Linked DNA regions of Mus musculus: all the other regions are linked to region 1. The links are chromatin loops, found by intact Hi-C in ENCODE. Cell type or tissue: heart. All regions are shown on one strand. Each heading gives the region's core, and the rest is flanking DNA. Links, peaks and the distances in the headings are about the cores only.

Region 1 (7,405 bases), core at 1,323-6,322:
GGCAGAGGCATACAGAGAAACCTTGCCTCGAAAAAAACCAAAAATAAAAGTAATGTAATTTATACTCTATCTACTTGATCAGGTATTGAATGAGCATCAATAAGTATGGCCTTATGGCTGAAAAGATAACTCATGAAGAGCAGAGCTGGGATCTCAGCACCACCGTGACAGACCAGGCACTCAGTGCTCAGTCACCCCAGCTTTGAGCAGAACAGAGTTGCTAGGACTTGTGGGCTGTCAGCCTAGCCAAGAAGACATGAGCTATAGGTTCTGGGAAAGACTCTGTCTCAGAGGAATAGGCTGCAACAGGGGCCCTCTTTGGCTTCCATATGCACACTCACAGGCACATGTGTGTGCTTGAATACACATACAAACACAAATAAATACAGATTTTAAAAATTATGATTATGAAAGCTGTATGGACATTTAGTAAGCGGTCTAAATGTTCTAAGCTTCTGTACGAACTGACTATAGCAACTTGATAAAACATGCTAGAGACTGCTTGTGGCCCGACTTCTTTTTTTTTTTAATTTATTTTTATTACTTTTAATTATGTGTTATGTGTTTGCATGTGGTTGTGCACATGAATGCAGATGTCCACAAAGGCCAGAGGTGTCAGATCCTTCAGACATGCCCAGAAGATAGAACCAATTTGTACAAATTCTCCTCTGACTTCCTCTCATGTGCCCATGCACAAAAAACAAGTAAACGTGATAAATTTAAATCCTATGGCTGCATAAGTGTATCTTCATTCACTAAGTTTCATACGTAGTTTGGTAGATATTTCTGTAATGGTGTCATGGCCTCAGAGTGAGTGAGCAGCAGGCTGCGGTGCTGCAGTGGTGTGGTGCTGGTGAGTGCAGAGCAAGTGAGCAGCAGGCTGTGGTGCTGTGGTGCTGGCCTGCAGAGCCCTGCTTGAAGCCCCCACATGATGATCAGCTTCGCACACGTTCAAGTCTTCATGCTTCACTATTGATTTGGGGCGTGTTGAGTAGTTTAGCATACTGATTTTTTAAAAGCCCATGTATTTAATTATTGTGTGCCTGGTGTATGCAGTGAGAACATCTGACTCGTGTCTGTTTCACAGGACCTACAACTGGAGGAACTGAAACAGCAAGTCTCCACCCTGAAGTGTCAGAACGAGCAGCTACAGACAGCAGTCACCCAGCAGGCATCTCAGATTCAGCAGCACAAGGACCAGTACAATCTCCTCAAAGTTCAGCTCGGTGAGTGTCTGCCTCACTCTGTCCTCAGGAGCTGGAAGGAGATTCTCTGTGCCCTGCTTGTTCTCAACCGTGATCACTGTGAGGAATATGTAAGTTAGAACTTAGTGCAGGATGGCTTGTAACTGAGTAGCTGAGACCAGATCATTCCAATAGAAAGTCCACTCTCCATCTTCTTGCTTATTGGCTGATCCAGTGATTGCTGACTCCTGGCAACACACTATATCCCATGGGCTATTTGAGATTGACTGATATACTATTTCAGTTGCTTCAGAATTGAAATAATAGCATTATGTCATCTGAAAAATAAGTAAAATAATAGATATGTAAAACTCTAATTTATTCCCAGGTAGATAGGCAAGAATTCACATTCCTCCATTTTGAAGGGGCGTTTTCTCAGATGTCATTGTTGTCTGTGGTTGTGTGTGGGCGTTTGGGTGCCGCTAGGTCTGAGCCTGACTTGCTAAACCCTCCCTTCTCTTTGTGGAGACCCGGTGTGCTGTCCTGTGCCCCGTTATGTAAAAGGCAGAAGGAAAGGGCTCCAGCCCTCTTAGCACCATGTCTTCAGTGCCTGTGGCCTCCTGTCCACCGGCTGTGTCCTCAGGTGTAGGATACCAGGAGAGAAAAAAAGGATTTCCATTCCTGTCACTTTCTTTCTGGGTGCTGGGGCTCCAACCCTGGCCTCTGTGTGTGTGGGAGTGGTGCTGTACAGAAAGCCATACTGCAAGCCCGCATGTTTGCAGAGAGCATCATCTTGCAGGCCTTGTGATGATGATAATGCCAGGTACCGAAGAGTAAGAAGTTAGTAACTAACATTTTCAGAAACAAATTTTTCTTTCTTTATGACAATAATTTTTTGGCCAGTTAACCCATGTGGATAGCTATTCCTCTGGAAAACTTTTTAAATGGATTTGACTTCTCTTACGCTTATTGTCAGAATTGGAATTAAAGCTGCCGTAATTCACAGTCATAATCACCAAACCATACAGTTTAATCAGGAGCCTTGAACCAATCTGCACCTCTGCCATCAGGAGCGCCCTGCCAGTTTCCCAGTTAGGGGACCTTCTCTGGGGTCTTAGGTGATCTTGTATTGTAGCCTTCTAGTCCTGATGATGAGAAGTTGGATTCACGTCAGCTTTCCCCACTGTTGTGATGTTTAACAGGAAAAGACAATCACCATCAAGGTTCCCACGGTGACGGGGCTCAGGTGAATGGCATTCAGCCGGAAGAAATCAGTCGGCTGAGGGAAGAGATAGAAGAGTTAAAAAGTCAGCAGGCGCTCTTACAAGGCCAGCTAGCTGAAAAGGACTCATTGATTGAAAATTTGGTAAGTAAATGTTAAAAAAGAAATGTAAATAAGTGACCAAGAGTAATTCTCATCATCTTACTTGCTTGCTTTTTCTGGGTTTGTTATTTGTTCTTTTTTTAAAAGATGTATGTATGTATTTATTTATTTTATGTATGTGAGTACACTGTCACTCTCTTCAGACACACCAGATCCCTTTACAGATGGTTGTGAGCCACCATGTGGTTGCTGGGAATTAACTCAGGACCTCTGGATAAGCAATCAGTACTCTTAAACGCTGAGCCATCTCTCCAGCCCAATTTGTTTTGTTTTAAGGCAGGGTCTTACAGTGTAGCTCTGGCTGGTCTGGAACTAATTATGTAGATGAGGCTGGCCTTGAACTCAGATTTTCTGAGAGCTGAATTGAAAGTTAGGTACCACCATAGCATAGCCATCCCTGTGTGGTTTGTTGTTGCTCGTGTTGTTGTTGACGACAGGCTCAGCCATCTCAGGGTGATCTTGAATTCCTGATCCTCCTGCCTTTCTTTACTCTACAAGTGCTATACCCCATGCCTGGCTTAATGCTTCAAAACCCACTGTGGTGTCTAGACCTTGCTAGCCTTGAACTCACAGAGCTCTGCCTCCCTCCGCCCCCTGGATGCTGGGATTGAGAGTGTGTGCCTCTGCACCAGCTCTCCTGAGACAGGGCTCTCTATGCAGCCTTGGTTTCCCTGGAACTTACTGCGTAATCTGCTTGAGCCGCCACACTCAGCTTGGTTTTTATTGTTTGTTTATTTATTTTCTTATTGATGGGGATTATTTCTTTTAAAAATAGCGATAGTGTAGTTTTAGAGACATTTGTTTATTTGGTTTGTTTTGTTTGAGGTTAGTGTGTGTGTGCAGACATGGGCACTCAAGCCACAGAGTGGAGGTCAAGGACAGTTTTCAGGAGTTGATTCTCTCCTTTGCCTGTGAGTCTCGGGAATCAACATCCCTTTGGCAGGCTTGTGAGTCACCTGGTCTGAGTGTAACTTCTGAGGCTGTGGAGAGCTGTAGACAGCGCTCTATTGAAATAGAATCTTACATATAAAAATTCAAGTCTTTATGTGCAGTCCTTAGTGAGCTTCTGTAAGGTCTGACTGTGAGCGTGAACCTCTGCTCTGACTCCCTTTCTTTCCAGGTTTAATTTCAGTTTATTTCTATGCTAATTGTAGAAATCTTCGCAAGCGTCTGGCATGAGTGAACAGGCTTCAGCAACATGTCCTCCCAGAGATCCCGAGCAAGTTGCAGAGTTAAAGCAGGTAATGTTCCAGTAGAGTAACACCACCCTGAGTGTTGTATTGCTGTAGAATGCCATTGTCAGGAGCAATACGATTGGTAGTTAAGACAAGCTTTGAAAAACCTAGAAGCTGTGTTTACTTGACAGTAATGTAGTTTTGTCTTTCATTGATTTGTTTTATTTTTTTTACATTTATTCATGTGTTAATCTTGTGCTATAAATGTGTGTGGACACAGCTTGTGTTATAAAGACCACATCTGGAAGTCAGAGCATAGCTGCAGGGAGTTGGGTCTCTCCCTCTACCATGTGGGTCCTAAGAGTGACTTCAGTAGTCACCCACTGAGCCATCTTGCTAGCCCAGCTTCTTATTTCAGTTTCCTTCTTTCTCTCTCTTCTCTGTCATCCTCCCTTCTTTCTGTGTTATAAAGGAATGTATGGTTATTAGAAAAGAGAAATCAGAAACCAGGCTGTGCTTCTGTGCTAGCTATCGTCCCCTGCAGGGGGCAGTGCCTCTCATGCACACGGCTGTGCCTGTGTCACCAGTGTCCTTGCCTCTTAAATCTGCAGAGGCTGGCTGGCTTTCTTTCTTTCTTTCTTTCTTTCTTTCTTTCTTCCTTTCTTTCTTCCTTTCTTCCTTTCTTCCTTTCTTCCCTCCCTCCCTCCCTCCCTCCCTCCCTCCTTTCTTTCTTTCTTTCTTTCTTTCTTTCTTTCTTTCTGTGTGTGTTTTTGAGACAGGGTTTCTCTGTATAGCTCTGGCTGTCCTGGAACTCACTCTGTAGACCAGGCTGGTCTTGAACTCAGAAATCCGCCTGCCTCTGCCTCTGCCTCCCAAGTGCTGAGATTAAAGGCTTGTGCCACCACTGCCTGGCTGATTTCTTTATTCTTATATTATGTGTTTCAGTGTTTTGTGTGTGAGTAGGAGGTTTTTGGTCTTGTTGTTTTGAGTCAGGGTCTCTCTATGTAGCCCTGGCCATTCTATAACTTGTTATGTAGACCAGGCTGGCCTCAAACTTACAGAGATCCTCATGCCTTTGCCTCCCAAGTGCTGGCATTAAAGGTAAAAACCGCTGTGCCTGGCAAATATACAAGTTCTTTTAAAATGATGGCTTTATCTAGCAACATAGGGATTTATGTATTATATTGCATATTACAAAATACCGTATGTGGGTCTCCTCACTCTCTTGGATCATTGCCTGATGGTCCACAAGGGCAGTGGGAGCAGAGCCAACAACAGATGTGGGTTTGGAAGCCCCACGAGTACTTACGGCGAATGACCACACTGGGACCAGCTATCGGGAGCCACATCAGCTTTACTTTGGGTGGCTCAAGGGTAATAAAGTTTTGGGGGATTGAGAGTAGGAATATCCAGGAGGGGCAGAGGTCATTGGCTGAGGGCTTAGGGTACCTGAAATGCCTCATTAGTGTGGGGAAGCATTTCGAGAATCTTAGGCACTGGCTGAACAGGTTCTATCAGGAGAAAGGAGCTGATCCGGTAATCTAATTGAAGCTACATGCCATTTCTCAGGTAGAGTCTTATGTGGGGACTTAGAATTCCCCAGGCAATTTCAGAGGAGAATCCCTGCTAATGAACGGAGTCTCTCATATTTCTCGGAGCCCAGAAGCTATCTGGTCATTATGGACTTTGACCTTAATTAGCAGAGTGTTCTCATACTGTGTAGGGGCAGGGGAGATGGCTCAGTAAGTAAATATGCTTGCTTACACAAGCATGAGAACTTGACTTTGAATCCCCAGCACCCATGTAAGAGAAAGGCAGACATGTTATCACATACCTGTAAGGCAGCTGGATCCTAGGGATGGCTTTCCAGACAGTCTAGCCAAAACAGCTCCAGGATCAGTGAGCAGCTGTCTCAGAAGTAAAGTGGAGAGCAAGTGGAGGACACCCGGTGCCAGTGTCTGGCCTCCACACAGGCCTCCAAGGCGACATCATCGCCCACCCTATATATATGCACCACAGACACACAGAAGGGAAATAAAGACAAGAACAAAATGATCGGTACTATCACACTCCGCATACTCTTGTTGATAATTGACAGTAGGAAGTAATTAGAGAAGAGACTGTACTCGATGGATGGTTGATGCATTATGCACCTCCCCATGCATTATGCATTATGCATGTCCCCAATCATTGCCTGAGGGGAAGGAGCATCACTGGGGGAGCTGCATTTTCATTGCTTTTCTGTCACTGTACTTGGTGGGAGGAGGTGCTGAGCGTCAGAACGTCCAGCAGTGTAGCAGCAGCTTCTTCCCTGTCTCCCCAGCACTGCTACTGCCGTGCGAGGGCCCTGACCTTGAGCTGGCCTGCTTTGAGTTGCAAGCGCCAAGCCTGTAGGCTTGAGCGGGGAGTAGCAGGGTGTGAGCTCTGGCAGGGATCTGATGGCTCTCTCAGAAATAAGACATTGAAGCAGCCCTCAGTGCTTAGACCCCATTAGCTGTTCTTGTAACATCCTAATGGTACCAGGAAGGTACAGCTTTCATGTGACTCAGGTGCCAGCTTTGCTTTCTCTGTGGTCAGCCTCCAGGTCTCCTAGGTGGGTTTTCAGTCTCCAGTGTTTCCTGAAGACTCACTTTCTCTATTTTCTTGTCCCTGTGCCTGCCTGCCTGCCTGCCTGCCTGCCTGCCTTCTTTCCTTCCTTCCTTCCTTCCTTCCTTCCTTCCTTCCTTCCTTCCTTCCTTCCTTCCTTCCTGTTATCCCTTTAGGATGTTTTTGGTGGGAGGGGGAGGACATACAGGATCTCAGGAAGCAATAGGGATGCATATATAGGTTTCATTCTCTAGCTTGATAAATTCTAATACTTGGACATGAATGAGTTTTGAAGATAGTGTCAAGAAGGGATTTCTGTAAGTGAACATTTCCTTAATGAAACCACACTGTTCCTACCACAACTTACTGTTCTGTGTTTAGGAACTGACAGCATTAAAGTCCCAGTTATGTTCACAGTCTCTGGAGATCACGAGACTCCAGACGGAGAACTGCGAGCTGCTGCAGAGAGCAGAGACCTTGGTGAGTCACCCTCATCGTCCCTTCCAAAGGCAGCAGCACACAGTTAATCTGTTCTCTCAGCCGTAGCCAGAGCTCAGTGACAGAGGCTTCCTGCTTCCTGGTGGCCTGGTGTGGCCTGGCCTTGCCTTGCCATTCTATTCCATTCCATTTCTTTTCTTCTTACTGTGCGGATTTGTTTACTTAGTGACTGAATGGTTAATTCACTGGCGTAACATCCCGTTTCCATCCTTTTCCATCCAAGCTGATAGTATCCCTGCTGCTGTGAACTTGTCAAAATCCCATGCACGGCCAAACCTTCGCCCAAGAAAGCCCTCCACATATAAATACCTCGCCTCTGTCCCTGGTGTCTGCCGAGTGTGGCCACTAACAAAAGGTGGTGCAGACCCCTCATGGTTTCCCCAGAACACACTTTCTCATATTTTGCAATCTAGATAGGCTGAAAATGTCAAAATTTTATTTTTACTTACTCATTTGTAAACTTCTCTTTTCTCCTATGCTTTCTAATAGACACAGAGCGAAAGGAGACTGCACTGCGGTGCTTGGTTTAGAGCGTGAGCTATAAAAGTGGCTTAGGGTAGGTATGGTTAGGTAACCAT
Region 2 (7,405 bases), core at 980-5,979, 190 kb after region 1:
ACTGCAGGTCGTAGGGGTGGTAGTCTGTGTTGTTTTAAGGCTAAATTGCTAGTGGTTTAGACAGGAGGGAAAAGGTAGAAAATACCAGAACAAGGACGTTCACCAGAGAGAGAAAGAGGGATTAGCATGTCCAGAGTGGTGCTACCAAGAATAATTAGACTCTAGACCAGAGAGGAGCGCCTGCCTCCCTTCTGGATGGGACAAGAGAGAGCAATGTTGGAGCAGTGAGAAGGCCAGTAAGCCTCCGGGATTCCTTCAGAGCCTGGCAGTTTCTGTTTTAATTTTATTGCTTTTTCTTTTGCCTGATTTTGGAGAAAGCTAAACAATTCTCAAGGTCTCTTAGGAAAAAAAAATAAACGCTGCATCTAACACGGGAAATCAGCAGAAGCCGAGGAAGGACAAAGGTTCTCTCCAGCTTTTTTCCTTTGATTGAAAATGGATTTTTAAAATACAACATATTCTGGTTTCCCCTCCAGGTACCTCCCAGTTCCTCCCCAACCCCCGTCCCATCCGGATCCACACCCTTTTTGTCTCTCCTTAGAAAAAACGGGCATCCAAGGAATAATAATAAAATAAGATAAACCAAAACCGAATGAATTGGAATGTAACAAAAGTACCAAACAAGAAAAAAGAATCGAAGAAAAAGCGCAAGAAGTGCGCAGGCGCAGAGACGCACGGGCTCCCGCACTCGGGAATCCGAAACCAGAGGCCCTTCCCTACCTAACCTCTGCGGTTATATAGCCTGCTTGTCAGTGACTTAACTGCTGGCATTCCTAATCTAAGTGAATATGTGCTGTAGCTGTCTTTCTGGGTCTGAGTTACATCACTCACAGATTTTTCCTAGTTCCACTCATTTACCTGAGAATTTCACCTTTTAGTGGCTGAGTAATACTGTTAATTGTATAAATGTACCATGTTTTCTTTATCCATTCATCCACTAATGGACATCGAGGTGGTTTTCAGTTTCCATAGCTGTGTGGACTTATCTCTGTGTCTTCAATTCTATTCCATTGATCAACATATCTTTTTTTGGTCCAGTGAAATAAATAAATTTTAAAACATGCTGTTTTCATGACTATGGCTCTGTAGTACAACTCGAGATAGGAAATGGCGATACATCCAGCCATTCTTTTATCATTCAGGATTGTTTAGCACTTCTGGTTTTGTTTGGTGTGTGTGTGTGTGTGTGTGTGTGTGTGTGTGTGCTTTCATATGAAGCTGAAAATTGTCTTCTCAAGTATAAGAATTGTATTGGAATTTTGAAGGCGATTACATTTAATCCATAGATTGCTTTTTGGTAGGAGGGTCGTTTTCACTATTAATTGGTATTAATTTGGTATTAATCCTACCAATTCGTAAGCATGGGAGATCTTCCCATCCTCGGAGATCTTCAGTTTCCGTCTTCAGTGTCTTAGAGGTTTTATCATACACATTTTCACTTGCTTGGTGAGAGTTACCCCAAGATAGATTTTGTGAAAGATGATGTCCTCCCTGACTTCTTTCTCAGTTCATTTGCCACTTGTATATAGGAGGGCTGCTGAGTTTTGGGAGTTCGTTTTGTATCTAGCTACTTTAGTAGGAGTTCTCTATTAGAATTGTTAGGGTCATTTATGGATACTATCATATCATCTGCACATAAAGATAGTTGGAGACTCGAGTCTCCGTTGAGACGGTAGGTGGTGGTCTAATAGGTCTGCTGACATGCGCTGCTTGGGCTTTTTCTCTTGCAGCTTTCCATAGTCTGTCTTTGTTCTGTAAGTTTAGTGTCTTGATATGTGCTTATGTGCTGAGGGGGCTTTCTTTTCTTTTCCAGTCTATTTGTGTTCTGTAAGCTCCTTGTACCTTGATAGGCCTCTCCTTTTTTTTTTTTTAATTTTTTTAAAAGATTTATTTATTTATTTATTTATTTATTTAATGAAAGTACACTGTAGCTGTCTTCAGACACCCCAGAAGAGGGCACCAGATCTTGTTATAGATGGTTGTTAGCCACCATGTGGTTGCTGGGATTTGAACTCAGGACCTTCAGAAGAGCAGTCAGTGCTCTTAACCGCTGAGCCATCTCTCCAGCCTGGCCTCTCCTTTTTTAGGTTGGGGAACTTTTCTTTTATGATTTAATTGAAAATATATTCTTACGCCTCTGCCCTGGGTTTCTTCTCATTCCTTTATTTCTAGTATCTTTAGATTTGGTCTCTTTATACTTTCCCAGATTTCCTAGATGTTTTGTGCCAGGAGTTTTTAAATTTTAACATTTTCAGCCGGGCATGATGGCGCACACCTTTAATCCCAGCACTCGGGAGGCAGAGGCAGGCAGATTTCTGAGATCGAGGCCAGTCTGGTCTACAGAGTGAGTTCCAGGACAGCCAGGGCTACACAGAGAAACCCTGTCTCGAAAAAAAAAAATTAACATTTTCTTTGACCTAAGTATTCTTTTCTTTTATCTTCAATGCCTTCTCTCTTCCATCTCTTGTATTCCATTGGTGAAGCTTGCCTGAGTTTTCTTTTTTTTCCCTTTGTCTTTCTTAAAAGTTTATTTATTAATATATATAGTATGAATATATAATATATAATCATATATATTATAATATATATTTAATATATATGAGTACATTGTAGCTGTCTTCAGATACACCAGAAGGGGGCATCTTATCCCATTACAGATGGTTGTGAGCCACCATGTGGTTGCTGGGAATTGAACTCAAGACTCAGTCTTTGCTCTTAACCACCGAGCCATCTCTCTAGCCCCTTGCCTGAGTTTTCTGTTTGAGTTCCTAAGTTTTTCATTTCCAGTGTACCTCAGTCTGAGTTTTCTTTTTTGTTTGTTTGGTTTTTTTGTTTGTTTTTTGTTTTGTTTGTTTGTTTTTTGTTTTTTCCAGACAGGGTTTCTCTGTGTAGCCCTGGCTGTCCCGGAACTCACTCTGTAGACCAGGCTGGCCTCGAACTCAGAAATCCGCCTGCCTCTGCCTCCCCAGTGCTGGGATTAAAGGCGTGCGCCGCCACGCCCGGCTATTCATTTCCTTGTTAAGGACCTCTAACATATTTATGAAGGTTATTTTGAAGTCCTTGCCTGGTGCTTCAACTATATAACATTTCTCAGGACCTACGGGTAGAAGGTTGCTGGTCTTTAGTGGAGACACATTGTCCTGGGAGTTATTGTGTCTGTACCTGGGAGTGTAGGGTTTGGGATGACTGTAATCTTAGGTCTTGTCTGGTCTTGTCTTTGTTGAGTGGGTACTCTGTTCCTTGACTTCTGTTCCCTCTCTGGGTTTTAGGAGAGTGTGGTGGCTGTGTGCTGCCTGAAAGGGAATATTTCTGAGTCCCCGCAAGTGTGGTCACTGAGGGTTCCAGTTAGAATGTGTTCCTTGGTACTGGGAGCCGACACTGGTTCCCCCTCTCCCTTTTTATCAGGTGGCTGGCTGTCCTGCAACCTCTACGCAGGTTCCCTTCTCTTGCTGGCTGTCTTCTCATAGAAGGTGGGAAGCTGGCTCTGCCTCAGTCACCTTCTGTTCACTCAAACAGAGATTCCCTGAGAACCCATCAACTATGCTGGCCAGGGAAGCAGGCTGGCAGTCTTCGCGCTCCCTCCAGTCTGCCAATCTCATCCCCAGATCTGTAACGGATTCTCAGTTATAGCCCCTCTTTGAGTAATACTTAAATTCAAAGTTTGTTTCTGCCAAGAGTGGAGCCTATGAAATGGAGAGATCTTGTTCTTTTGCTGCCCTCTGGTGGTCATTGGCATATGTACATGCCATGACATACCCATGCACGTGCTCTCGCACACTAATAGGAAATAAAAGAAATACAAAGTTAATTGATTTAAAAAAAAAAAAAAGATGAAGAACAAAAACAAAAACCAAAAAAACAGCTCCTTTTGAGATAGTAAATGTTATATACCGTAACATTTACCTAATTGAAATGTATAGTTTTTAGCTGGGGAGTAATGGCACATGACTATAAACCTAGAGCTCGGTATGGAGGCAGGAGGATTGTGAATTTGAGGCCCATTCGATCTACCCAGTGCACTTGAGACCATTTTTAGAGCTTCTGACACACTGCATGCGTGCAATGTCAAAGCATCAGGAATGCTAGGAAGTCAGTCACCAAAGACGACACACTGATTCCGTGATAATATTTAAGGGACACAGAGAAATCTGTGGTGCCAGGTGGTGAGTGAGTAGCAGGGTCTTTGGCGGAGGGAGGAGGTGGGCGTGGGGAATTGATAGGGAAACGCCCTCGCCGCTTCCATGGCCCTGGAGAGGAACCATCTTTGGAGACACTGTCCTTATGCTCGGTTACTGCAGATATGTCATGCGATGTAAATCTATCATTACTTCTTATTTTTTATTTTTTTGGTTTTTAAAGACAGGGTTTCTCTGTGTATCCCTGGCTGTCCTGGAACTCACTCTGTAGACCAGGCTGGCCTCAAACTCAGAAATCTGCCTGCCTCTGCCTCACGAGTGCTGAGATTAAAGGCGTGCACCACCACTGCCCGGCTCTACTTCTTATTTTTAACAGTTGAATAATACTGTTCGTTATCCATTTATTAGAGGATGGACATTGGAACTGAAATATAGTTATAAATATTATTATAAATGTCATTGCTAGCCGGGCATGGTGGTGTATGCCTTTAATCCCAGCATTTGGGAGGCAGAGGCAGGTGAATTTCTGAGTTCAAGGCCAGCCTGGTCTATGGAATGAGTTCTAGGACAGCCAGGGTTACACAGAAACCCTGTCTCAAAAAACAAACAAACAAACAAAAAACCTGTCATTGCTATTATAAATAACATTGCTTTTCTAAGAGGGGGGAATGAGGGTGAATATGAACAAGGTAGATTATCTACACTTGTGAAAGTGTCACAATGAAGACAGTTATTGTGTATAATTCATATAGCTACTGAAATATTCTGAACTTAAAAAATAAAATCCTGTGTAACTTTTTAACACCCCCATGCCCCCAGATTTAGACTAAAGCCCACCAAGGTTGTGTGTGTATGTGTGTGTGTGAGAGAGAGAGAGAGAGACAGAGAGAGAGAGAGACAGACAGACAGACAGAGACAGAGACAGAGACAGACAGACAGAGACACACACACAGAGACACAGAGACAGAAAACAGAGACAGAGAGAGAGAGAGACAGAGACTTTCTATAGGGCCTCAGCAACTGTCTCTGAAAAGCCTGTCTTCCGTCTTGAGTGTGTACACATCTGGGCAGGGTGTCCTATCATGTCCGTACACATGTTTCTTTAGCATCCTTCTCATGTAACTATCTTTACAGCATGTATCATTTGGGACCTGTCAGCTTATTGCTATGATATTCTTAGCGTTTGCAAACTGGGGTGAGCCCTTTGGTTTCTGGACAAGGTCTGAAGCTACACCAAGTGGTGAAAGCCCTGAGCAGAGATGGATTAAGGTGCTTCTTAACAATACACCAGCTACGCATGATCGTTTCACTAAGGACTGATACAGAGACTTTAGTCAGCTGAGTCAGACGTGCATGTTACCATATGAAATAAAATGTACAGTGTATAACTGGGCAGCACGGACCCTGATCTGCCCTCAACAATTTGCTTTTAAGATATTTGAAGCTGAGGAGGTGGCCCAGTGGATAAACTACTTTCTTCACGAGCATGAGGTTCCGGCTTGGAAGCACGATGGCTTGTGTCTGTAACCCTAGCCGTGGGAAGGCAGAGGCAGGGAGTCCCCTGGGACATGCTGGCCAGTGAGCTACATCAGTCATTGCCAGGGTTAGTGAGAGATCCTCTCACAAAAGAAAAGGTGGCGATGGCAACCGAGGAAAAATGCCTGACCTCAACCTCTGGTATACACACACACACACACACACACACACACAGAGAGAGAGAGAGAGAGAGAGAGAGAGAGAGAGAGAGAGAGAGAGAACAGAACAGAGACACAAAAAGAAATACATAACAATTTTTTTGAGCTTGCTTTCCTGAAGTCAGGTACCAATTCTTCAAGTAAAAAAAATTTTTAAATCAATGTTATGGTTTATATAAATACTTTATTTGTACATTCTGGGAAGGTTCTGTCTTAGACATTGAATACAAAGTGTATTGCTTAATACAGCTGGGTTACATAAACATGAAGTCAGAACCGGTGGCCTTCTGCTGAAGCTGCCCTGCTGATGATCTCCTCTGACAGCAACTCCAACTCTGTCGCAAAAGTGCATTGTTGGTTCTTCTTTTGACATTAATACCATAGTCTGTATAGAATAGTACGGTATGAATCGTCCCATTTTAATAACAGCAACAGCTAGTTTAACATTGAACTTACAGAACACATAGAAATCAAATGTGAAGGAATGGGTTTGGCTAAAGAGTTGGCTCACGAGGTCTCCCTGCAACTCACGACAGAAAGCAGCAAGGCTTGAGAGTGCTCCTCCTCGGGACCTCACTCAGCAGCTGCCCAGCTGTGGAATCTGGGCCCCTTTGCTCTCTGCTCCGGTATAAGAAATTAAGGTAGCAGGCATACAACCTCTGAATCAATGCACATGGGAAAAAGCAAACACCAGATAGGTGCGTCCTAAGGTGCAAACTCAGCGCCATTATATACTCTGCAGTTTTCCCTTACTTGGGACAGAAATAAGTGGAATACCTCTGACAATGCTGATACGTAATTTAAAGAGCAGCTTCTAGATTTTGTATTTGTTTTTTAATTTTATGTATATGGATGTTTTGCCTGCATGTATGTCTGTGCACCATATGCATGCAGTGACCCTGGAGGCCAAAAGAGGGCGCCAGATCCTCTGCGACGTCAGTAACAAATGGTTGTAACTATGGCTGTCATAGTTACATTTTTCCTCAGTGACAAAGCACCATGACCACAGCAATGAATGAGAGAAAACATTGATTTGGGGCTCGTGGTTCCAGAGGGTTGAAGTCCATGGCGGCAGTCCTGGCAGCCAGCAGCCAGTCATGGTGCTGAAGCAGTAGCTGAGAGCTTACCTCTGAGCTACGAGCATGAAAGAGACAGAGACAGGGCCTGGAGTGTGGGCTTTTGAAAACTCAAAGCCCGTCCCCAGTGACACACCCCCTCCAATAAGGCCACACATCCTAGTCTTTCCCAAATAGCTCCAACAACTTGGGATTAAGCATTCAAATACAGGAGCCTGTTGGGGCCATTCTCGTTCAAACAGCTGCCATGTGGGTTCAAGCCAGTATTTTCCATTGCTGAGCCTTAGCTCAAGCCCCCAAGACAAATTTCTTATTTAAAAAAAATGAGAGCATGGGAGATAGAAAATGCTTGCCTTGTAAGTGAGAAGTTCTGAATTCAGATCCCCAGCCCACATAGAAATCAGAAGCCAAGAGGGTCCCTGGAGCTCACTTGCCACCCAGCCTAGCAAAGTCATTTTAGGTTCAGTGAGGAACCCTGTCTCAGAAAACGAAATGGAAA
Region 3 (7,405 bases), core at 955-5,954, 200 kb after region 1:
ATTGATAAGGGAATGAAAACAAGACAAGACAAGACAAGACAAGACAAGACAAGACAGACAGACAGACATGCAGAAAGAGCTAGGGTGGAGCTGTCTGAACGTTCAATGAAGAAACCTCAGAAGCTCAGCATGTTTATTACATAGTTTATTACACAGAGTTGAACAGAAAGGCAGGGCTATTACATTACTGATAAACAAGGGCCAGGCTTAGACATGGGTTTAATTAATCTGAAGTAACCTTCAGGCTGTAAATATCCGAGGGGAGGGAGCTATGGTGGACATCTTCTGTACTCACTGTTTTTTTTTTTTTAAAGATTTATTTATTTATTATATGTAAGTACACTGTAGCTGTCTTCAGACACTCCAGAAGAGGGCGTCAGATCTCGTTATGGATGGTTGTGAGCCACCATGTGGTTGCTGGGATTTGAACTTCGGACCTTCGGAAGAGCAGTCGGGTGCTCTTACCCACTGAGCCATCTCACCAGCCCCTGTACTCACTGTTAACTCTCACACCTAGTCCTCCAGAGAAGGCTGAGCTGTGGGGTCCTTGACATGGGTGTGTGGAAACACTCTTACTATTCAAACTTTGGATAAGTTCTGGTGTGGGTTTATTGATGTTTGGGTTTTGCGGTTCTTTTTGTTTTGTTTTGTTTTTCTTTTTGCTGCTGGAGATGAAACCTAGAAAGGGGAACACGTTAGGCAAGTCCTTTATCCCTGATCTACATCTGTCCCAGCCTGAGAATTGAGTGTTTTATTCTGGAAGCCGTAGGTAGGACATTTTCCTTATCTGCAGCATTCTGAGTGCTCTGGGTTTGCACCTTGCTCTATGAGATTAAAGGGTTAATAAAACTCATCTTCCCTCCTCCTATGAAAATGGCCAGATCCCTTTGTAGCACTCCTCTGTAAGGTGCAAAGGGCAGAATGGCAGCTCTATCCAGCACTGTCTGAGGTAAACAAAGCCCCTGAAGATGAGGTACCTGTGAGCAGGAGAAACAAGAGGGACCTAAGGTCCTGGGCCAGAAAGCCAAAGCTTCAAACTTCCTGAGAGCGGTGCCCCATGTCCAGAGGCAGGACCAGACTCTGGTACTGACCAGATCACTGCAGTGGTCGGTTCAAGAGTTTCTGTCTCACACGTCGTGAGATCATAGAGCAGCCCCTATACGGCCTGCGAACTGCACTGTGCGTTCTTGTAATTATGGAGGGTGGGGTTTGAGAAAAGACCCCTTGTCTGCTCCCTGGTATGTGTATCACCTTGCATTCTCTGAAAACACCACACACACACACACACACACACACACACACACACACACACGAACACACACAGAGTGAGGGGCTATGTGCTTATCTAACTGAACCAGAATCCATTGCTGCTGGGTCTCAGAAACAGGGAAGGCTTTACACCTTGGCTCAATGTGCCCAGTGTACAAAGAGATAAAAGGGTGTGTGGGACAGTGCGGAGGAGGAGACAGCGTGCTGGGCTGGGATGCTGGCATGCTTGCAGTTGGACAGCAGAAGCTATGAGGCCCCTGCAGTGCTGAGGGCGCAGTGTTCCCAGAGCCTTACACTTTGACCTCCTGCACCTCCGTGATGTTAGGAGTAGATGCTTCCGTAATCACTCTGGACACCTCACCTGCCACATTCCTGATCTGCATTCAAGCAACGACCGATTTCTGAGCATTCTTCTTGAGGTGATGTGTGAGCAGATTGTGTTAAAGAGCATTCAGCCCTTCACCCTCTAGATAGTGGCCATGACCCCAAGCCAGGCCAGCTAGAGCCAGCTTATACCAGAGTTGGAGCCTTTTCTTGTTCCTCCTCCATCACAGTGGCCTAAAATTGGCCAAGGCTGAGTAATTTATTATTTCTCCCTTATCCATGATGATGGAGTGTTCCAATCAGTGCTTGCCTGAGACCATGGCTTATGCCAAATCCTACATGTACTAGGTATTTTTCTTTATAACCATAATATGATAAAGTTTGATTTATAAATTAGGTATACCAAGAGTTTAATAATAATAGAATACATTGCATACACTAGCAAGATTTTGCTGAAAGGACCCAGATATAGCTGTCTCTTGTGAGACTATGCCAGGGCCTAGCAAACACAGAAGTGGATGCTCACAGTCAGCTATTGGATGGATCACAGGGCCCCAAATGGAGGAGCTAGAGAAAGTACCCAAGGAGCTAAAGGGAACTGCAACCCTACAGGTGGAACAACATTATGAACTAACCAGTACCCCGGAGCTCTTGACTCTAGCTGCATATGTATCAAAAGATGGCCTGGTCGGCCATCACTGGAAAGAGAGGCCCATTGGACTTGCAAACTTTATATGCCCCAATACAGGGGAACGCCAGGGCCAAAAAGGGGGAGTGGGTGGGTAGGGGATTGGGGAGGTGGGGGGGGGGGACTTTTGGGATAGCATTGGAAATGTAAATGAGGAAAATACCTAATTTAAAAAAAAAAGCTCTGCATGCATCTGTGCGCAGAGAACCATAAAAAATAATAGAATAATGATAACAGTATGCTATACTAGAAATTCTGTGAAGCCTGCCCCCCCCCCTCAGAAATATTTATTTGCAGCCTTCAGTTGACCACTGGGTAACAGTTAAATTTTGTAAGAAGAGGGAACCTTAGAGATGACCAAACACTCTAAGCACGGTCTCCCTCCTCCCGCACTGAGTGTGTTTAATTTCTCTAGCACAACACGTCAGAAACCCAGTCACAGCTGGACTGTAGAAATCATACCTATTTTGGTGTCCCTGATGCATTCAGGCAAATACCATTTATGGAGGTCCTGGTTATACAAAAGCTCTGGCTGCCAACCATGTTTAGCAACTAGTGCCCGGCCGATGGGCTGCGGCGGGCAGTGAAACCCACAGCGCTCAAGCCTGTGACTGGAATAATGATAAAACAAAAGATGCAACGACAGGTGAGCTGGTAGACTGACTCAGAATGAGCCAGGGGCTCCGAGACATTCATGGCACATTATAAGCCTGTGTACAAGGGGGATGAGGAAGAGGGTGGGGCATGGGAGAGGGACATCTCACAGGCTAATATTCAGCTCAGCCACAAAGGAGGTCTCTGGGGAGCTCACCCATACCACTTACCACGTGTTTGTAGAGCATTGTCCAAGGCCTGCTGCTGAGCCCAAGGTTTGACCTAACCTAGAGTCCTCTGCTGCCACCTAGAGATAACCAACGGGAATGCACAGTCAGAGGCTTCCTTAGGCCAGCTATAGGCGTGGCTGGGTGGGAGAACATTTGCTGGAGAGTGAGAGGCCCTTGGAGTCCATCCTCCAGCACCGGAAAACAAACAAAGCAACAACAACAGAAACTATGGATCTGGATGGAAAAAAAGGCAGTGTTTCTAAGGCAACGTTACTAGACTTAGCGTGCTAGACATAGTCCTGTGTCGCTGTTGAAAACTTACCTATGATTTTCAATGTAAAAATCCAGCGTGGATCTTACAAAAACTGGCGAGCTAAAAACAAACAAACAAACAAACAACAAAGTAGTCCCATCTGTTAGGAAATGGAGGGGCTAATTCCTGGTGGTCTTTCCTGGTTGGTCTTGCTATGAACCCAAGACCACAGAGGGAAAGAATGGACACCGTTTCCTTCCTCAGAAGAGGCTAGAGCAGGTCAGCCAGCTTAGCTACTTCTCTGGGAAACTTGATAAAGACGGAATGTCAGCTGTGTGTTCAGACTAAACTCCTTACCATTAAAAGTGACCCCATTGGAAAACTGTACCTGGGTTTGGAGGGCTTGGCTCAGGCATGAATTCCTAAGAGAAAACCCAGGCTGTAGAAGAGTGCAAATCTGCAGAAGACTTACAAGCAGAGAAACAATACATGCCTGAACCCTAATCACCTTAACTTAAGAATAGTCTGAGCATGCATGGCCTGCTGCTTCAGCCACCGTCCTGTCCTGTGGGGAGGTCTGAATGATGCTCTACATACTTCCAGAGTCAGGGAAGCGGGAAGGTACTAACTGTTCCCTAGTTGAAAACAGGCCTTGTTAGGCAAAAGGAGCCTCTGTGCTCCTCTATTTTAAGCCTATTTTTGGACTCACTGTGGCATGCCGAGCCTGATCCCTGCTAAGCCATCGAAAGAGGAAAAGAAGATGAGTTTATTGGGCTGTCCAGACTTATTTCTTACACATCCACCCTGAGGCTAAGGATATGCAGGCAGAGGGCTTGCCTAGCACGCATAAGTATTCCTTCTGTCTTCAGAAAACAAACAATTCCACCCAGACCAGAGTGGGTGTTAAATACAATTTTCATTGCTTCTAATTGCATCACGTGAGCATTTCCTAGGAGTATGGAGGCTCCTGTGCTGTTTGAAACTATCTGGGATCGGGCGTCAGTTCATGTAGTGAGACAGGACCACCATTTGTAGTTCCGCCCAGCAAGCACAAAGGCAAAGAACACATAACACCATTCCAGCACATCGAAGCAGGATTGCTTGTGTTCACTCCAGAGACTGACCGGCTTACCATCAAACTGTGCTATTTTTGAGCATTGTAGCAGGGCTCCATTGAGCTAGTTGTTTGGGTGAAGTGGAGCTAAGGATGTTGCAGCGTGTGAGATCTCAGTTTGGAGTGCCTCTTCATGCCTTAAGTCCATTCACAGGGACCCCTAGGCTACAAGGAATACATGGACGTTTTATGTGTTTTAAGCAATATCAGACAAATCAGACATGCCTAACTGTTGGGCACCATTTGACAAGATAATGAAAGGTGCGGTTTTATCATAAGCATGATTCATGAGACATCTTTTAAAATCATCTTATATGTGTGTGCATGACGAGGGGGAGGCATACATGCCACATCTGTGTCACAGAGGTCAGAGGACAATTTTCTAGAGTTGCCTCTCTTCTTTGATTTTCACATGGGTTCCAGGGGTTGAACTTGGGCCTCCCTGTCAAATACTTTACCCTATGAGGCACAGGTCTGGCTAACTAGCTGTCTTTTTTTTTTAAGATTTATTTATTATTATATGTAAGTACACTGTAGCTGTCTTCAGACAGTCCAGAAGAGGGCATCAGATATTACAGATGGTTGTGAGCCACCATGTGGTTGCTGGGATTTGAACTCAGGACCTTTGAAAGAGCAGTCAGTGCTCTTAACTGCTGAGCCATTCTCTCCAGCCCCCCTAACTAGTCTTAACAGACTTGTTTATGACAAGTTAGTGTCTCTATGGAGGGCATGATCTAGTCAGCTGTATGGAAACCTTCAACTCAGACACAAATAAGTGAGTCCATGTAGGCGAGGATGAAGGTCTCTCTCACTTCCCATATCCCTTCAGCCTTTTCCTGTTTTCCTAGTCTGTTTGCCTCCTCATGCCTAGAAAATCTAGAATCATCCACATTTTCCCTAATTTTCCATTAAACTCCAGGAGAGGTGGGGCTACCACCTCTTGCTTGGGACGGAATTGTACAGTAGTCGCCAGAACTGTTCTCTGTTCTTAGTCTGTTTTGGCTAAATGAGTGTGCTTTGCATTATAGTGTTGCTTAGCTTCTCCTCTTATTGCTGTGGTAAAATACAAAAGCAATTTGAGTGAGGAAGGGTTTATTTTAGCTCGTAGTTCCAGGCTACAGCCAATCATGGTGGGGAAGTCAGGACAGCAGGCATGCTTTTCCCTTTTCCCATTTACACAGTCCAAGATGCTAGCCAGGGGATGGTGCTGCCCACAGTGGGCAGGCCTTCCCATCTCAAGCGATGCAATTAACATTACCCACTACAGACAAGAGGCCCACCTCTCAGGTTGCTCTAGGTCCTCTCGAATTGACAGCACCACCATGGCCATCAACTAGATTCTAACAGGCCTGTTATATCCTGGACATGTGGAAATCAGACCAAGTTACCTGCATTTCTGGTTTAAATTCTAAACGTGATATGGGTTTTGAAGGTAGATTGTAGAAGAGCATGTGGGTCATTGTGAGAGTCATTGTGGAGCAGGTCTCTATGGGACATGTCCTAGGATAACCAGACCTCAACATTAAATCAATGAATCAGATAGATACAGAGAGGAGACCAAGCCATTCAGACTTCCATGGGCACCTGGGCTGCCCTCCATGGCTTACGCTGACATCTTCATATTTTTCTTACTGACCTACTAATGTTAGGCAGGCTGGCAGCGTCCTGCTCTGTCTTGCCTAGGGACAAGCACTGGAGCATTGGTGACAACTTCCTATGGCATCGACCGTGCCAGTGTCTGGAGCCACCTGAAGCACTGACTGTTTCATGCCATGTCCCTCGTCTCCCAAGACTGTAGAGCATTTCCCACCCAGAGGTGTGTTTGGAACATACCAACTCTTTTTCTATATGAATAGGAAGAGACTCTTTGCTCAGATGTAAAAGGTCCTGAAAACATGGTTGAGACCCCTTTCTCCAAGGAGTGAGGATTGTTGTGTCGAAGGCTGGGTAACGCTTGCTGTCTTCAGAGAGCATCAAGTTAGACAAGTGCTGTTCTCTCTAACTGTTGTAACACACCAGAGGCATAGACTGGAACGTAAAGTGCTAGCCCCGTGAGGGTCCTCCACGGTCACTATACGTAACTTCTTAGTAAAACCACATCCCTCAAAAGGTGTGTGCCTTGTGCCAGTTCATATCACAGGGTCGTGGCTATTCTGTGAAGATAAAAACTATGTTCCTGAAATTTCACATCCCATTAAAGTTTTGGTCTGAGAAACTAGGCATCCACAGATTAGATTACCAATAGCCACAGATCATTTGAAACTTAGGTCATGTCTAAAATTTTATCTTTGTGTTTCAGGTCTGAAAACAGAAAATTGTATCGCGAACGCAGGTAAGATGAATTTAGAAGATCATCTCTGTCATGGGAATTTTATTAGTTTTGATTTGTTTGTATGTTTTTTTCCCCTCTCACAATTATGGGTCAAACTCCACCATTGACACACACACACACACACACACACACACACACACACACACACACACACACACAGACAACACACACCGTACCATTTTACTGTCATACCGTCAGCTACCATCTCTTAAGGCTAAAGTGTGCTTTTGTTGGTGGCTCTGAGTCCATTAGCTCTCTACTCTAAAGCCAACATTTGGGGATTGAGAGTTAGCAGGAAGACAACCAGGTTTGCTCAACACCCCGAGAAGATGGGGAGAGCAGTTTGTTTGGGGCTCATCTCTGGTATGCAAAGGCTTTAACGGAAGGTGTGGAGCTAGGTCATGATGAGTCACACCTGGCTGGACAGTCACTGCGTCTCACAGTGTGCTTTCCCCCTTTCTGCTGGGATACCGTGGACATAAACGTTCCATCTCCTAGGCCAGTGCCCCTAACCCTTTGACCAACACACACTTTCTCTGCAAAGTTACCACCATCCCACTTTTAATTAAAGAATTGTACTGTCAAAACCTTGACACATTTT
Region 4 (7,405 bases), core at 1,322-6,321, 110 kb after region 1:
ACACAGTGCACATTGCAGGCAACACACACACACACACACATTCTTTTAAAAATGGAGAAAAAAGAAAAACAGAAGACCCAAAACCAGGGCTAGGGATGGCTCCGTGTGAGTGCCAGCGCCCACGGAAAGCCAGGGAGGGGGTGGGGGAGAAGTGCATGTGTGTGCACACACCAACCTCGGCCCACCTCCCCCCACCTCAAGCCTAAACAACAACAAAGCCAAGAGTAATAGACACATGGAGTATGTATAAAGCCACAGCACACTCTCTAAGCACTTGGTTTGTGCTAAGCTTTTTATATCTATGACCCCATTTCTGTTTAACCACTATAACTGTAAATGAAATCAAGCCCACTCCAGGTCCCATAGCTATTATCCTTCCATAGCTTTCACTGCTTCTGTGGGGCTAGGAATGGAACTTGGGGTGCTCAGGTATGTGAGAGAAGTGTTCCACTGCTCAGCTACACTCCAGCTTGCCATAGTTAGTGTGTCAACAACCACTCACACACCCACTCACTCACACACACACCAAGTACTCCTTAATCCTCAGCCTTTTTTGAAGGTTATTGAAGGTTTATCGAAATATAGGAGTTAAAGGGCCAACACCGCAGGAGTGGGGAGGTCCCAAATTCTTCATGTTCCTAACCCCAATTCCTTCACTGCCACACCATGGACAAGTTATAGACTCACGGTCGCAGGTCTGCTTGAGATGAGCAGGACATACCACACTCTGCCCCTGATGTACATTTGTCACACGCCCAAAACCCCAGACACTCCCTCCTTCCTCTCATGCTAACCTCCATACCAGTACCCCAAAGTGGTTCTGTGGCTGACCCCAGGGCATCCAAGCTTGGATCCTCCACTGTGAGCACGGCCACATCAGTTCCTTGCCCGTGGCTGAGTTGGTTAGTATGCACCCTCTTTGTTCCTTACTGATACTGGTCACTTTCCAGAGGGAGTCCTTCCTCTTCACCGTGACTTGGCTTTGAGTCCCACCTCAATCACTGCCCAATCAGCAGGCCATGGGGGGCTATGACTTCCACCATCTTGGGAGAAACTCTGGACTCCGCTCCATTTCCCTTTCTACTTGTCAGAAAAAAAAAACCCCTAAAAACTGTCTTACATGGTACCCGGATAATCTAAACTCCTCAGCGGCTCCTAGAAACACCGGAAGTAAAACCTAACCGCTTACCACTATCGAAAAGGCTCTGACCTCACCGCATTTCCCACGCTACACTTAAGTGACAATGTTCCTGCTTCATTTATTTCCACGACAGCTTCTGTGAGTCCTGTTCTCCTGCCTGGAACGCTCTGACCTGCCTGGCCCAATACTACCACTGCAGGAAAGGCTTCCCTTCCCTCAACAGTCTGCAGTCTCTATTCTAACATCCTCACCTAGCCTTATCTTACACAGGTACCGTCCTCCTAAGAACGAGAGTCCAAAAGACGGCATGGCTCCATTATCTGCTTACTTGTCCCTGTATTCTCAATGTCTACAAATATACTGCAGTGTGTGTGTGTGTGTGTGTGTGTGTGTGTCTGCACTAAAGCAGATGGAGGAGGCGGCTATTACCTTTCTTGAATACTAAAATACAAAGGTTGTTATTGAACCTTCCTTGGTTTCACAGCAGGTCAGAAATAGAACCAGAGCTTTGGGTCAGCTGTAAAACTAACGGTCTCAAGCACCCACTGACAGGATTTGGACAGTACAAAAAAAGAACGGAGAAAAGGGGGTGTCTGCGATGAAAAAGAAAGCAGGGCCAGGCCAGTGAAGACAACTCCAGAATGTCAGGAAGGCTTCACTGCTATCTCTCAGACTGGAGGCTCGCAGGTGGAATACGTCAAGAACCGTATAAACCAAACCACACCTTCCAATCAATAAACAGACTATAAAGGATTGAATTGACAACTCTCAACATAAATACAAAGGCCGGTAACTATGTGAAAAAGTGTGCAACATGCAAATTAAAATAATCTGAGATTCTATCTCACCTCATCGGAATGGCTGTCAGCAGGCAAAAGACAGACAGCAAATGTGGGAAAACAGAAACTATATTCCCCTTCTCTCTCACGCTCCACACACATGCACACACACACCACTGGTGGGGATAGAGTGGGAGCACACACACACACACACACACACACACTCGCACACACACAGCTCATGGTGCGGATGTCCATGGTAGAACCACTATGGACAAACTAAAACTGGCCTTCTACGGCCTGGTTTATAATAAAAGGACTCTGATCAAACACCATAGACACACTTGCACATTTGTGTTTACTGGTGCACGAACCACGGCAGCAAGAAGCAGAGCCAGCCTTTAAGTCCATCAACAGAATGTGTAGTGAAAATGTGGTACATGCATTTAGTTTTTTCCAATCAAGAGCTGAAACCATGACAACAGGAGGAAAGATGTTAAGAAATTAAACCAGACTCAGAGAGGTAGCCTGTTTCCTCTCAGAAGCAAAAGTCAGATTTCAATTTAGTTTGTGACACAAGTTAGAAAGGGGAACCCAGTAAGAGCTTATGTTTAATGTGTATTGAGAGCTTGCCTACTTGTATGTGCGTGTATACATATGCCTAGTATCCAGAGGCCAGAAGTCGGGTGTCGCATCCCCTAACACTAGAGCAACAGATGGTTATGAGCTATCATGTAAGTGCTGGGCCTTGAACCCAGGTCCTCTGGAAGAACAGCCAGTGCTCTTAACCATTGAGTCAACTCCCCAGCTCTGGAAGAAGAGACCTTAAAGGGATGCAGGGAACTGAAATAAATGTGATGTGTATACAGAAGTGAAGTGGGGGCTGTCTGAGGAGAGAAGGGGACCAGTAAGGGGGGGGGGGAGACAGGGAGGATTGGGAAGGGCGGTGTGTAAGAAGACAAATAATAAAGGCAAAGGCGCGTCTTAATCTATCTACCAGGTTAAGAGTACAAAGTCACGGCCTTCATTTCGTGGTTCTTATGAATTCACACACTTGGAGTATGCCATGCCCCTCACAAACTGGACCTAACAGAGTTTTAGACCGCACATTTCCCTCAAAGCATTTTTTTCAAATCTAGCTCAGGGTGACTCCCAGGGAGTTTGAACTGTGGCTTAACTACATCTTCTACACTCTTGACTGTGGGGTGGCCCTGCCATCTGAGAACTCCTTGCTCTTCTTGGCAGAGCTTGGGGCACTCGGGAGAGGCCGTCTGTGGAAAGCATGTTTAACACACGACTCATCGTATGCTAGGGGCTAACTCGAGTTTTTGCTCTGAGGCGGCCAACGGACGTTACCGGCCCACGTCGGCGAGGCGGGCGGATAAACCCGGAGGCAGCAGGTTTTAGGGTGTGTTTCAGTGTTGGTGGGGTCTGCATGTCCCGTCCCCCGTATCTCCATCCCCCGTCCGTTTCCTCCCCAGGCCCCCGGAAGCACACCGGAGCATCCCGGGGAGCCGGATCCCGGTCCCACCTCCTCCACGTAGGCCGGCGGGTCCCGCTTGATCAGGTTCTGTAACTGCGGCAGGTTGCTGGGCAGCTTGTTGTTGTTCCTGCCGGACATGGTGGCTGTGGGTGGGCTCCCTGGCGAGCAGTGCTTGGAAAACGTCCGCCTCTGTCAGTCGCAGCCCGGGCCCCGCGGCAGCTTAGACTCGTGGGTCCCAGTGTAACCGGAAACGGCACGTGGGACACGCCGCTTGCCCGACCGAGCTACGGAACGCTCAGAGGATCAAACTTCACCACCCTGCTGCAACTCTTTGTAGGCGTCTGCACGCTATCGGTCCCTGCCGGTGGACAACCGCTACTGGTTGTCACCAAACTCTGGAGCAGGTTTCCTTATCTCAACATTCTTTTCCACTGAAAACAATTTTTATACAATATATTTGATCATGTTCTTTTTCCTCCGCCAATTCCTCCCAGTTCTCCCCATCTAGCTCAGCATTCTTATGGTGGCCCAAATAAATGAGGATTAATATGGGACTCAGGTATGACAGCATACAACTGTAATCCCTGTACTCAGGAAGCTGAGGCAGGAGCATTATATTTGTTTGGGGCAAGCCCGAGGCTTACTCTGTCTCAAGAAAAACGACAGAAATTAAGCAGGGGCCTGGGGACTGGTTCAGGTGTCCTATCTCATAGGAGACCCTAGGTTTCTTCTCCAGCTCTCCATAAACTGCGTGTGTTGGCTCATGCCTGCAACCCGCATACTCAGAGAAGAGGCGGCGGGAGGGTTGAGACTCCAAGGTCATCCTCAGTTACATAGGAATTTGAGAGAAACCTGAGATACATGAGATCCTGTATTATAAAATGAGGATTAGGGGCTGGAGATGGTTTAGCAGCTAAGATCTGGTACTGCTGTAGGGACTCAGGCTCAGTTTGCAACACACGGTGGCTCTCAACCATCTATAGTTAACTCCAGCTCCTGAGAAATGTGTGCCCTCAGCAGGTGCCTGTGCTCACAGCACACATACCCACACAGAGTTGCACACACATCACTAAAACAAAAACCTTGTCAGAAATGAGAATCATTTTCTTTTAGGCTGTACTAAAGGTAGAAGAAAAAAATCCATGAGGAGTATGCTTAGAGAATATGTTTTAGAGAATGGCAAAGAGCAGGGGTGGAGGTTAGATTGTTTTTTTGTTGGTGTTGGTTTGTTTGTTTGGTTTTGTTTTTTGAGACAGGTTTCTCTGTGTAGCCTTGGCGGTCCTGGAACTCACTCTGTAGACCAGGCTGGCCTTGAACTCAGAGATCCATCTGACTCTGCCTCAGGAGTGTTGGGTCTTAAAGGTGTGTGCCACCACCGCACCCAGGCAACTCTCTTAATTCTAACCACAGAGGGGAAAACAGCTGTTGGATGGTAACTAGGTTTTTGTTTTGTTTTGTTTTTGTTTTGTTTTGTTTTTTTCGAGACAGGGTTTCTCTATGTAGCCCTGGCTGTCCTGGAACTCACTCTGTAGACCAGGCTGACTTTGAACTCAGAAATCTGCCTGCCTCTGCCTCCCTACTGCCGGGATTAAAGGTATGCGCCACCACTGCCCGGTAGATGGTAACTAGTCTTACACTAATAGATGAATCAAGGTGTTATTATTCTGTGTAACCTAAGCAGTTTCCTAGATCAACTTCATCCAAGGTTACCTGACACCATGTTAGAGCCCAAATCAAAAGAAATTTATAATCATATCTGGATAAGTCCTGAGGACAGTTAGATCAAGAGTGCTCGTGAGGGCGTTAGTGTTCTATGAGGGGATTTTTCCTTCCAGAGGCCGTCAATGTTTGTGGAATGTAGATGGCTAACTTCTAAAGTTTTTCCCAATTCTTTAATCATAAGATTAAAGCAACATTTTAATTTTTTGAAAATTTCCTAAAATATGTTTTTGATCATATTACTCTTCCCCTAACTCCCCCAGACCCACTCTCTCTCCTCTCTCTCTTCCTCCCCCTCCCTTTCCTTTCCCCTCCCCTTTCCTCTCCCCCTCCCTCTCCTTTTCTGTCTTCATCAAGTCCAGTTTGTGCCGTTTGTATATTTTTGGATGTGCAGCCGTCCGCAGAACATGGTCATCTTCATAGGCACTACATTGCTGAAGAAAACTGACTCCCTTGTCACCTTGTCATCCAGCAGCTATCAGTGAGCAGTAGGTCCTTGCAGAGGACAGGTTCAGTTCCCAACAACGACATGGTAGCTCACAACCATACGGAACCCAAGTTCCAGGGGGTCTAATGCCCTCTTCTGACCTCCTTGGGTACCAGGCATGCATATGGTGCATATACATTCCTGCAGGCAAAACGTTCATATATATTAAATAAATAAACAAATAAATAAATACGTAAAATCTGAAAAGAAAAAGAATTTTAAAAATTATCTCAAAAGGTGGTCAACAGAAATTTTCATTACTCTCACTTGAAACCAAGAGAGAGGGCACTAGAGAGATGGCTCAGCTGTTAAGAGCAAGCACTGACTGCTATTGCAGAGGACCTGGGTTCAATTCCTGGTTGCCCACATGTCAGCTCACAATCGTCTGTAACTCTAGTCCCGAGAATTCTGACACCGTCTTCTGCCTTTTGCAGATACTCTGCGTGCATGTGCTGTACAGGCGAAACACCGTGCACATAAAAAAGAAGAAAAAGGAACCAACATTGAGAATGTTCCTGTCTGCCTAAAATACATTGTTTTGAGAAACTGTTAAAGTCGCCACTAGGGGGAGCGCCTGCTCTTGTTTTAACAACAAACCAAACTCCCACAGGCTTGATTAAAATGACCACCTGCAGATTAAATCAGCTAAGACACGTCTGCCTTTTCTAAAGCTAACTTTAGAATCCAACTCGGGTTGCCCTCCTGGGCAGCAAGCACCAACACCCGCTGAGCCACTCACTGGTCAATAGCTTACTTTTTAATTGTTCCTTCCCTTCTCCACTACTTTGTATATTTATTATGAATTTTGCCAGCAAGCCCATCGATTTCTTTCTTTCCTAGGAAAAGAGAACTGAGTTGTTATGGACGCCCCTAGAACCCTAGGCAGAACTCAAACTCATCTGGGCATCATCCTTTTATTTTCTTAAAACTTACCCCCAGGTCCTTAAAAAACATTTTTTTTTCCTCAAAAAACCCACTGAATAGTTTGTTGGGTTTTGTTTGTTTGCTTTTTGTTTTTCTGTTTTTACACCTGAGAGCTTGAAGAGTAAAAGCATATTGTGATTTCTTTCAGCATTTATTAATTTCTGCTCTTGGGGATATGGTTCAGTCTATAACTGGTCTGCCTTGTGGGCATGGGGACTGAGTTCCATCCCTAGAAGAAAGAAAAAAGAAAAGCTGCCATTATGGTACCTACAGTGGCCTGGTGGGGAGTGACATGAGATACGGGGGGGGGGGGGGGGGGATGGATAGACTTTGGTGCTGACTGGCTGAGCAGCCTGGCCTACCTGGTAAGGTTCATTGTCTGTCTCAAAAACAAGGTGAACTGTACCTAAGAAACTTCTCCTGAGACTGTGGTCAGGCCTCCGCTTGTATTCGCATACTCAGAAATACACAAATAGGAACATGTACACGTATGTACAAATGCACGCACACATATTACACATGCACATGCAAATGCACACGCACGCGCACGCACACACGCACACAGAACTGAGCTAAGGATGTAGCTCAGTTGCTGGAGTGTGGTACACCTGCCATCCTGGAAGTTTGAGATTTGTCTGGGCTAGAAGAGACCCTGTCCTAAACAAACAGACAAGCAAACCAAACAAATACAACTTTATTGATGTGTGAGGGATAAACGAAAAATTGTATGTATTTAAAGGGTACAAGTGTCAGAGTTTGGACATATTCGTAGGCCTGTACATCCATCTTCATAGTTTACATGACACACAGCATCACCTCCTAAAATTTCCTCGAGACGTGTGTGTCTAAAAATAACCTTTCTACCTTTTACA

Evidence for each region. Hi-C counts contacts between places; a loop is a spot of excess contacts. Peaks named below come from ENCODE experiments on the same cell type or tissue, not always from the same donor. Only the 100,000 strongest peaks of a DNase experiment are listed, where the experiment ranks them.
Region 2: a loop joins it to region 1, with 4 times the contacts of the local background. A loop is called at or near these places in 6 of 42 quality-filtered maps.
Region 3: it touches region 1 in a loop (3-fold over the local background); 6 of 42 quality-filtered maps call a loop at or near these places.
Region 4: a loop joins it to region 1, with 2.1 times the contacts of the local background. A loop is called at or near these places in 4 of 42 quality-filtered maps.

The regions. Positions count from the first base shown.
Region 1 is chr5:92,191,626-92,199,030 of GRCm38, forward strand. It overlaps Uso1 (USO1 vesicle docking factor), which reads left to right. Exons shown (of 24, transcript NM_019490.1): 18 at 1,088-1,226; 19 at 2,387-2,550; 20 at 3,723-3,809; 21 at 6,711-6,809. Gm25290 (a small nucleolar RNA gene) reads left to right here and starts at 1,697; the gene lies at 1,697-1,840. In heart, for the core only: a CTCF peak has its summit at 4,274 (motif pointing right); no DNase peak of the experiment used is centred there.
Region 2 is chr5:92,378,255-92,385,659 of GRCm38, forward strand. It overlaps a transcript of Art3 not described here. Among named protein-coding and RNA genes, the nearest start is that of Art3, 4.9 kb to the right of the region's middle. In heart, for the core only: CTCF peaks have their summits at 2,654 (motif pointing right) and 3,735 (motif pointing left); DNase peaks (open chromatin) are centred at 3,705 and 5,669; H3K27ac peaks cover 339 bases.
Region 3 is chr5:92,395,225-92,402,629 of GRCm38, forward strand. It overlaps Art3 (ADP-ribosyltransferase 3), which reads left to right. Exons shown (of 10, transcript NM_001370591.1): 4 at 6,772-6,804. Among named protein-coding and RNA genes, the nearest start is that of Art3, 12 kb to the left of the region's middle. In heart, for the core only: a CTCF peak has its summit at 3,190 (motif pointing left); a DNase peak (open chromatin) is centred at 3,167; H3K27ac peaks cover 408 bases.
Region 4 is chr5:92,306,341-92,313,745 of GRCm38, forward strand. Sdad1 (SDA1 domain containing 1) reads right to left here and starts at 3,684. Exons shown (of 22, transcript NM_172713.2): 1 at 3,452-3,684. The coding sequence starts at 3,541. In heart, for the core only: CTCF peaks have their summits at 3,769 and 6,164 (motif pointing right); DNase peaks (open chromatin) are centred at 3,661 and 6,171; H3K4me3 peaks cover 2,169 bases; H3K27ac peaks cover 1,575 bases.